Linked DNA regions of Homo sapiens: regions 1 and 2 are each linked to region 3. A link is a contact called in ENCODE Hi-C data. All regions are on one chromosome and are shown on one strand. The core of a region is the stretch at or near the end of the contact, and the rest is flanking DNA. Distances in the headings are between cores, read along the strand shown.

What was found. A loop is a pair of places that touch in the nucleus more often than their neighbours do. Pooled maps may share reads with other maps.
Region 1: a pooled map shows a loop between it and region 3 (7-fold over the local background). The contact joins the promoter of GINM1 here to the promoter of STX11 in region 3. A Hi-C loop is called at or near these places in 5 of 50 pooled maps.
Region 2: a pooled map shows a loop between it and region 3 (7-fold over the local background). The contact joins the promoter of PPIL4 here to the promoter of STX11 in region 3. A Hi-C loop is called at or near these places in 2 of 50 pooled maps.

What each region holds. Positions count from the first base shown.
Region 1 is chr6:149,564,663-149,567,624 of GRCh38, reverse strand. GINM1 (glycosylated integral membrane protein 1) reads right to left here and starts at 1,250. Exons shown (of 8, transcript NM_138785.5): 1 at 1,091-1,250. The coding sequence starts at 1,210. RefSeq lists enhancers at 654-703, 1,954-2,083 and a silencer at 974-1,523.
Region 2 is chr6:149,544,355-149,547,375 of GRCh38, reverse strand. PPIL4 (peptidylprolyl isomerase like 4) reads left to right here and starts at 1,333. Exons shown (of 13, transcript NM_139126.4): 1 at 1,333-1,440. The coding sequence starts at 1,371. RefSeq lists enhancers at 1-440, 1,144-1,443.
Region 3 is chr6:144,149,118-144,151,903 of GRCh38, reverse strand. It overlaps STX11 (syntaxin 11), which reads right to left and starts at 1,387. Exons shown (of 2, transcript NM_003764.4): 1 at 1,201-1,387. RefSeq lists a silencer at 1,261-1,700.

The DNA.
Region 1 (2,962 bases), core at 1-2,500, 5.4 Mb before region 3:
CCCTCACCCAGGCTGGAATGCAGTGGCACGATCTCGGCTCACTGCAACCTCTGCCTCCCGGGTTCAAGCAATTCTCCTGTCTCCGCCTCCCGAGTAGCTGGGACTACAGGCACCTGCAACCACGCCCAGCTAATTTTTCTATTTTTAGTAGAGACGGGGTTTCACCTTGTTGGTCAAAGTGACACTTACCGTGCCCTTCGCCTTTGTATTTAGAGTGTTCATATTCAAGTCTTGACTAGGAAGAGGTGTACCGACATAGTTTCTTGTCATTCTCAGAACACTTGCTCTTTAAAATATTCAAACTTTTCCCTACCATTCTACTGAAAAAAGGCTGATACTGGCCTAGGTAGGCACGACTCTACGGCAGGAATGGTGAGCATCAGCCACGTTTTAATGTTAGGATGCCTCGATTCTCCCACCTCAGCTGGCATCAGAAGCACCTGCAGGACTCTCCAACCCGGACTGCTGGGCCCCGCCCCCAGAGGCCGGGCTGAGTCCCCAGGGGATGCGGACACCGCCGATCGCGCCCCGCCGTGAGAACTTCTCCTCCAACATCCGACAAAAACATTACGTCGCGCGAGGGCCAGGTCTCTCCCTCTGCCCACCTGAGCCCGGCGGAGCCCCGCAGCCTCGGAACGGCGGACCCTCGCGATCGCAGGCCGAGCAGGCACAAGTGGCCTGGAAATGCGCGAAGTGGGCAACTTCCACACTTCCCGAGCACACAAACATTCCTTGCCCAAGCGCTGGCTCTACCCCGGGAAGGCGCCATTACGAAGGCCTGATCACCGGCAACCGCGCGCTTCGACGGCAAAGCCCCGTCAGGTCGCGCGCCGGCTTGGGCCGCCGGAGAGTCGGTGTGGAGTGGCTCGAGGCTCACTCACAGCGACGCAGCCCCAGTGGGTCCCTTTCCTCTTACCTCGGCCTCCCACGCCGCCCCCATTTCCTGGGGTGCTTCTCCCCACACCTCCTTCGGGGGCCCGGACCCCCGCCCCTGCCCGCCGGTGGGATGTGGGAAGCGTCACTGTGGACAGCCCGGGCCTCCCGGAGAGTCGGAGTCGTAAAGCGGCCAGCCAGGCCCGCCCTGCCCTACCTGTGGGGCTCCGGACAGCGGCGGCGGCTCGGGGGCGCCCGTCGTCAGCCAGCCGGAGGCGGGTAGCGCCACGAACAGCAGGAGCCGGAGGGCGAGCGACCCCGGTGGAGCGCCCTCCATCTTGGACAACCCGGGCAGAGGGCAGCCGCGGCCGGGAGGTGAGGGCGGAGCCGGCCCGCGGGCGGGACGGAGCTTCGGCGGGAGGGACGGGGAGGGGCGGGGAGAGACGGGGAGGGGCGGGACGGGCCCTCCCCTCCCCGGGCGGCCGCGGAGAGGCGCGGGGACGCTCCGAGATCCGGCTCGCCAGGGAAAGGCGTTTGCGCACGCGCAGCGCCGCGCGGCGTCGAGGGGCGGAGTGAAATCTTGGAAGGTACGGCCCCTCATTAGACCCGCCCTCAGGATTGGACAGGACTCCAACTGGAGCGATGTAAATGTCCTCGTAACCATTATTTTTAAAATTAGTATTTACACACATGCATGTGTCTGTGTGTGCACATGTACATGTACCTATACGATGAAAACAACGGTAATATTTCAGAAAACTGTTATACATTAAAAATGAAACATCGCATTTACAGGGGAAGTTTTTATTAAGTGGGTAATTCCCCACCCTTGGCTGCACGTGGGACTCTCCCGGGCAGCTTTAAAAAGTACTGGGGTCTTCCTGAACACCCCACTTTCCAGCCTGGGCTGCGGCTCGGGCCCTGGTGGTTTTTTAATTTTCTCGGGTGATTCATTGTGGGGCCAAGGTTGAGGATGCGCCATGCTTACTGTTCAGCATTCTGCCGACCCCTGGAGGCGGCGCGGGGACAGCGCTCAGCTGGAAGGAAGCCAGCGCACCTGGGCTGTCAGTGCCTTTTTGGTCAGTATCGTAACTCTAAAGTGAAAGTGTTAGACTTTTCTTCCACCTTGCAGATTTAAAAAAAAAAAAAAGTTACGGAACCCTGTAAAGCAGAGTAGCAAGAAATTCAAGCATTTTAGATTAACAGGATTGCATGTTGATTGAGAAAAACTTGGAAACTTGGCCATTCAGGCAGAATAAGAGTAATATTTAGTCTTCCTTTGAAATAAAACTTTTGACATGAAATAAAACTTTTGACATGAAAAAGGAAACAAGAATCTATTTCTCTCTTTGAGCCCCCTTTACTCCTTTGAACACCCTCCTCCCACAGGCCTGCTGACCGCCACCGCCCCCTCCCCCGGCCCCGCCCCAGAATAAATTATAAACGTTTTGGCTAAAGACTCCTTTCAACTAACTCCGGGCTTACTCTGAGATTCCCCACGCCATTGTTAAGCTACAAGTGATTTCACAGCGAAGCCCCACACACTTCTGGGTTCCATCTGCAAACTTGGCCTTTTCCTTTTTTTCCTACTGCTGGAATTAAAAATGAATTTGGAGATGGGCGTGGTCATTTGTGCCTGTACTCCCAGCTATGCAGCAAACGCAGGCAGGAGGATCGCCTGAGTCTATTAAAAAAAAAAAAAAAAAAAGGAATCTAGAAGCCGGGTGCAGTGGCTCACGCCTGTAATCCCAACACTTTAGGAGGCCGAGGCGGGTGGATCACTTGAGGTCAGGAGTTCGAGAATAGCCTGGCCAACATGGTGAAACCCCATCTCTACTAAAAATACAAAAATTATCCAGGCATACTGGCACGCACCTGTAATTCCAGCTACTAGGGAGGCTGAGGCAGGAGAATCGCTTGAACCCAGGAGGCGAAGGTTGCAGTGAGCCAAGATCGCGCCATTGCACTCCAGCCTGCGCGGTGGAGCGAGACTCCGTCTCCAAAAAAAAAAAAAAGAATCTGGAAGTCAGAAAACATGACATGTGGATCTGTATAATTTGAATTAGTAATATAAGGTTACAAAGTACGT
Region 2 (3,021 bases), core at 84-2,583, 5.4 Mb before region 3:
AAGGCCATGGGGCAGGAGTATGTCAGCAGTGTTCAGGGAATAGCAAACTGTCTACTGTGGCTTCAGAGGAATAAGAAGATGGCGTAGGATGGGGTAGGAGAGGATCTTGTAAATCATTATAAAAGCTCTGGCTTTTCCGCCAGGTGCGGTGGCTCAAGCCTGTAATCCCAGCACTTTGGGAGGCGGAGGCGGGCGGATCCACGAGGTCAGGAGGTCGAGACCATCCTGGCTAACACGGTGAAACCCGGTCTCTACTAAAAACACAAAAAATTAGCCGGGCGTGATGGCGGACACCTGTAGCCCCAGCAACTCGGGAGGCGGAGGCAGGAGAATGGGGTGAACCCGGGAGGCGGAGCTTGCAGTGAGCCGAGATCGCGCCACTGCACTCTAGACTGGGCGACAGAGCGAGACTCCGTCTCAAAAAAAAAAAAAAAAAAAAAAGCTTTGGCTTTTCGTCAGATGTGAAGTTATTGGAGATTATGTGTAAAATGTCATAAGAAAGAGTGACAGGCTTGCCCAGAAGAGTGTCTGGGGAATAAACTTGCATGGCAAAATGTTAGTTTTGGCCAGGCGCAGTGGCTCACGCCAGTAATCTCAGCACTTCGGGAGGCCAAGGCGGGAAGAGTTCGAACTCCTTGAGCTCAGGAGTTTGAGACCAGTCTGAGCAACATAGTGAGACCACCTCCCCCGACCGCCATCTCTACAAAAAATAAAAGAACAAAATTAGCCGGGCGTGGTGGCGCGCGCCTGTGGTCACTTGGGAGGCTGAGACAGGAAAATCGCTGGAGCCCGGGAGGTGGAGGTTGCAGTGAGCCGACATCGCGCCACTGCACTCCAGCCTGGGCAACAGAGCGAGACCCTGTCTCAAAACAGAAAACAAAACAAAATGTTAGTTCTTAGAATCGGAAACCCCTAGTAGAGGCCCAAAGTTGTTTTGCGAAAAGGAGACTGACGAGGAAACCCGGAGGAGTCCGCCCAAATAGGTGGAGAGAAGATCCCGCCGCGGGCGCCCCCTGGTGGATAAAAGGGCCGCGCGGAGGGCCGCTCTGCTCTTGAGACGGACACAAACGGGGCACAAAACACTATACTGAGACCGTTCTGAGGGACAGGCTTCCACCAAAATCGCCAAGGGCGGACCAGGATTTTCAAAACGGCCGCGCCGGGGGCGGGACCAACCCGATCCGTAAGTCAGCTGGGCAGCCCGGCGCCCGCACGCCGACCGGAAGGAACTGCTCGGAACCGGGGGCGGCGCCGGCGAGATGACGCAAAAGGGGTCGCGCCGAGGGTGACGCGTGGCGTAGACGACGCCGTCGGCCTGCGCCTGTCACCCCCCTCCTCCCGGGGTTTGTAGCGGAGGAGGAGCGGGCGCCATGGCGGTTCTACTGGAGACCACTTTAGGCGACGTCGTCATCGACTTGTACACCGAAGAACGGCCGCGTGGTGAGGCTTGAGCCCCACTCACCTGTCGCCGGGGCCCCCGAGCTTGTCTCCCTACTTTCCCTTCTCTGCGCAGTCCAGGGCAGAGATTGGCTAGAGCTCGAGCTTCTGGGCTGCTGGTGCCCGCGACTGGGCTATTTTATTAACCGGCCTTGGCTAGAAAAGTTTTTGTGACGGGAATTCGTTTGAGCCTTGGCAGCCCTTCTCCCGTATTTTGTGTTGGCCAGTCCGGTGGACGGTGCTTGCGGTCATTAATTGCCTTTGGGAGTGTGTGTGTGGGGCGTGTGTGTGTGTGATTCGAGCTGCACATACAATACCCATAGCTTTTGTGCCTTTATTGTGTTTACTCGTGAGAGGAACATAGGAACTATTGCTTGGTGTGTAATCGGTTAAATCTTGATGAAGGCAGTTAGGGTGTGCTTGGCGCAGCGAGTGTGGGCATACCGCTTAGGTGGAGGAGGAAGAGGTTGTCTGGAGTGTGGACTGAGCCTTCGAGGCACTGGGCTAAGTCCTGGGCTTGGCTTCTTGCCCCCGAGGGTCTGATTTTTCCACTGGGGGAAGTAGACACAGGAACCCATTTTAGTTTTCTATGTGTTATGGTAGAAGAATGTGTAAGTTGCCACGGAAACCAGAAGAGGGCGGCTTCTTTGGTGGGGGGTGGGAAGAAGCAAAGCTAGCGAATACTATATAGAACACTTGAACTAGTTCTTTCAAAGATGAATGGGAATGAGGGTTTTCTTAGCTTGGACTTTCTTTGTTTGGAATTTTCTGGAAACGGCAAGTAGTTTGGTGTGGCTGGAAGGACTGGTGTGAGTCGTGGAATGGTAGACTCGAGTGTGGTCAGATACGCCTAGGTCAGTCGTGAATAGTCTTGTGTGCCCTACTGATGATCAGAGTCCTTGAAGACTTTAAAAGCAGGATTGAGGCATGGCATACTTGTTTTGAGAAGATAATAGGCAGCGGTGTGGAGAATGTATCAGAGTCAGGAAGAAACTGAGACCAGGAGAGATTAGTTACAAACAGGGTCCTACCCACATGGAATGCAGAGCCTATCAAAGAAGGTGAAATAAGTTGCAATATTGTACAATAACTACCTCCTGCCGTGCTCCGCTTTCCCTCGCACGCAGCTATTCCTCCCTCCTCTCCACCTGGCGAAAACACTACAAACTCTCCCGTACCATTGTTACCATTCTTTTGCTGTTTCTTCTAAACAATATTCTTCTCCACTATTGTCCTTCTGGCAAACTTACTACTTATTATCTAAATCTCAGATCAAGCATCATCTCTTCTTTGAAGCTCTCCCTCCTTTCTAAGCAGAGTTACCTGAGGGTTCCTCTGCTGTGTCTTAGGTCTTTTATAAACCACATGACACATTTTATTTTAACATTTACCTATTATCCTGGTGTTGTTTACAAGCGTGCCCTCGCTCAAGAATGTAAACTCCAATGAGAGCAGGAACTATACCATAATTATCATCTCTATATCCTGAGTACCCAGTACAATGTCTGCTACTTTTAGGGCACACACTAGAGGTTCATTATGATGACTAATGGATATAAATGTGTTGTATTAGTTAGGACCCTT
Region 3 (2,786 bases), core at 138-2,637:
CTAAGGGCTGTTACCCACCGCAATAGGACTTGTCAGCTTCAACTTTTAAATTTCTCTGCTCCCGCTGGGACCCACCCGCTTCAAAAATCATCATGTGGTTTTAGCACCAATTTAGTAAACACAAACTGTCTGAAATATTTTGATTTTAGAGAGTTACTTACAATCACCACATTAAATGATACCTTTCTCCCATGCAGTGAAAATGACAGCAAAATGGTCATTGAATAATGAAATTAATTTTCTCTTGGGCATCTGTGGCAAAGCACATGATTTCAATGGTTATCTTAGATCAGCCCAGTGACCTTTACTGGCATGTTGTAACATCAGGCGCCTTAGGAAACTGAAAACTCAATCGTCACTTCCCATACCACTGCCCCAGGTTGGCAGGGCAGGCATTTCACATCTAGAGTCTCATTTTAAAGCAAGCCTCGCTTTTCAAAAGTTCATTAACAAAGTCTCACAATTAAGAGAGCAGCCCTGTGACTCATTTTTGGATACCTGTAAATAACAGCTCCTCCCTCTGCTGAGAAACGGCTGAAACAAGTGCGTGAGAACCACAGGAAGTAATACAGATCTCAGCTGGTGTCAGCGGAGTCTAGAAAAAGGCAGAATTCCCTCTCAGGACGGCGTGGCTCTCGCAGGCATTGCCACTACTTCTCTCCATGTTTCTAAAACAAAGTCTTACGTGGGCTTCGAAGGGACTCCTCGAAGGCTCTATCAATTTCTCCGTCTTTCCTGGCTACTGAGTGACACCGCCAAGTTCAAGTCAAGAAGTACCCATTCTGGTGTTTTTGACACAGTCACCCTACTAGGAAGTGAAGAGGTGATAATAAAAAAACACTCCAGCCTTTCGATTTAAAATAAAAGTAGTCTTGGGTGGACACTTTATAAAGGCAGCCTACCAACAGGTATCCCTAAAATAATTCTTACGAAGCACTAAATCCTAAGTCCCTCAGCCTCTGAAATTAAAAGTAATTTTAAAAAATCATTCTGCTTTATATGAGAAACCCAATGCTGTGTTTCCGAAGGTGCCCAGAGGCGGCGTGAGGACCTGCGCCAGATCCAAAATCCCACCTAAGGCACAGCCGCGGGTCCCGAGCCTAGACAGTGCCCCCGCCCCGACCCGCCCTCCCCGATCTCTCCGCGCACGGGGAAAATAGTCAGGAAGAGAAATGGGGGCTCAGGAAGAGAAAAACAAACCTGGACTGGGAGCGAGAGTGCGAACCGAGAAGCCCCTCTCCCGGCAGGGCGCGCGTCCCCTGTGGGCGCAGCGATGGAGAAGGAAACCTGTTGCGCGACTCCCGGCGGCTCCGCTCCCGGCGCCTCCTGCGGCCGAGGCTGAGTTCCTCCACGGCCGCCCGAGCTCCGCGCCGCCGCGGCCGCATCTGGGCGCCGCCGGCTCAGCCCCCGCCGCTTAGGAAGCGACCACAGCTGGGGACCAGGCCCCGCCCCGGGATGACAGCGCTGGGGCGCGGCGGCAGCCGGCTCACAGAGCGCGGGTTCCCGCCCCACCCAGAGTCCATGCGCTCGGGACCGCCCGGAGCCGGGGACGCGCTCCAGCCCCTCCCGCAAGCCCAGGGGCGTTCCCGCGGGCTGCGCGGACCGGCGCGGGGAGTGGGATGTTTGCCGCCCAAGACACTTCCTCCGCTCGTCCTCTGGTCCCCAGGGCAGGGAGCGCGCTGGACTTCCCCCGGGAATCCCCGCTGCGCTGGTGACATTTGCAGTCCGGTGCGTTGCCGCGGCGAGGACGCTGGAAGCCGTCTCTGAGCGTGGGTGTGGCTGCGGAAGCTGCGGCAGGTCCTGCATCCCTGGGACCCTCGAGGACGCGGGCGAGGAGCCTGCGGTCACACGGAGGCCGAGCACCGCCTTCCCAGAACCCTGCCGACCAACCTCTCTCCAGTCGGCCTCAACACCCGCCGGGCTCATCATTCTCTGGATATCAACTGAGCGTCCCCTTGTGTGCCCACCGCGCTCAAAAATACTGCCAAGACCCACCCTCCAGGTCCCGGCACTTTAACGGGGAGGGATAAATAGAAAGTGTGGATTGTGCCAGGTGGTGGTAAAGCACCTTGAAAAACAAGGCTGAGGCTGAAAAGTAAGGAAGTGATACTCAAAAAAGGAAAAATCGGGCCGGGCGCGGTGGCTCACGCGCGTATTCCTAACACTTTGGGAGGCCGAAGGGGGAGGATCTCTTGAGCCCAGGAGTTTGAGACCAGCCTGAGCGATGTGGTGAAAGCCTATCTCTACAAAAAATAAAAAAATTAACTGGGCGTGGTGGCGCACGCTGTGATCCCAGCTGCTCGGGAGGCTAAGGTGGGAGGATCACTTGAGGCTGAGAGGTCAAGGATGCAGTGAGCCGAGATCGCGCCACTGTACTCCAGCCTGGGCGACAGAATGAGACGCTGTCTCAATTGAATGAGAAGAAAAAAAATAAAACTAAAGAACGAATCCTGCCTTGATGGCAGAATGTTTAGACACAGGAACCACCTGAAAGCTCCCAGTTGCCAAAGATGGAACCATTTGAGCAACGAAGTAAACTAAACAAGGTAGTATTGGATTACAAGCCAAAGTAAAAAAATCCATGAGTCTACACTGATATAAATAAATAATTGAATAAATAAATAAAAGGCGGAGAGGAGACAAATCTCCTATACAGAATAATTCCAAATAATTTATGTAGATCATGTACCCTAGGCTGTGCACAGTGACTTCCTCCAAAATAGTACAATGTGGAAAGGGAAAAACAGTAGGTTTACAATGGAGAAAGCCGACAGACACTACCCCAG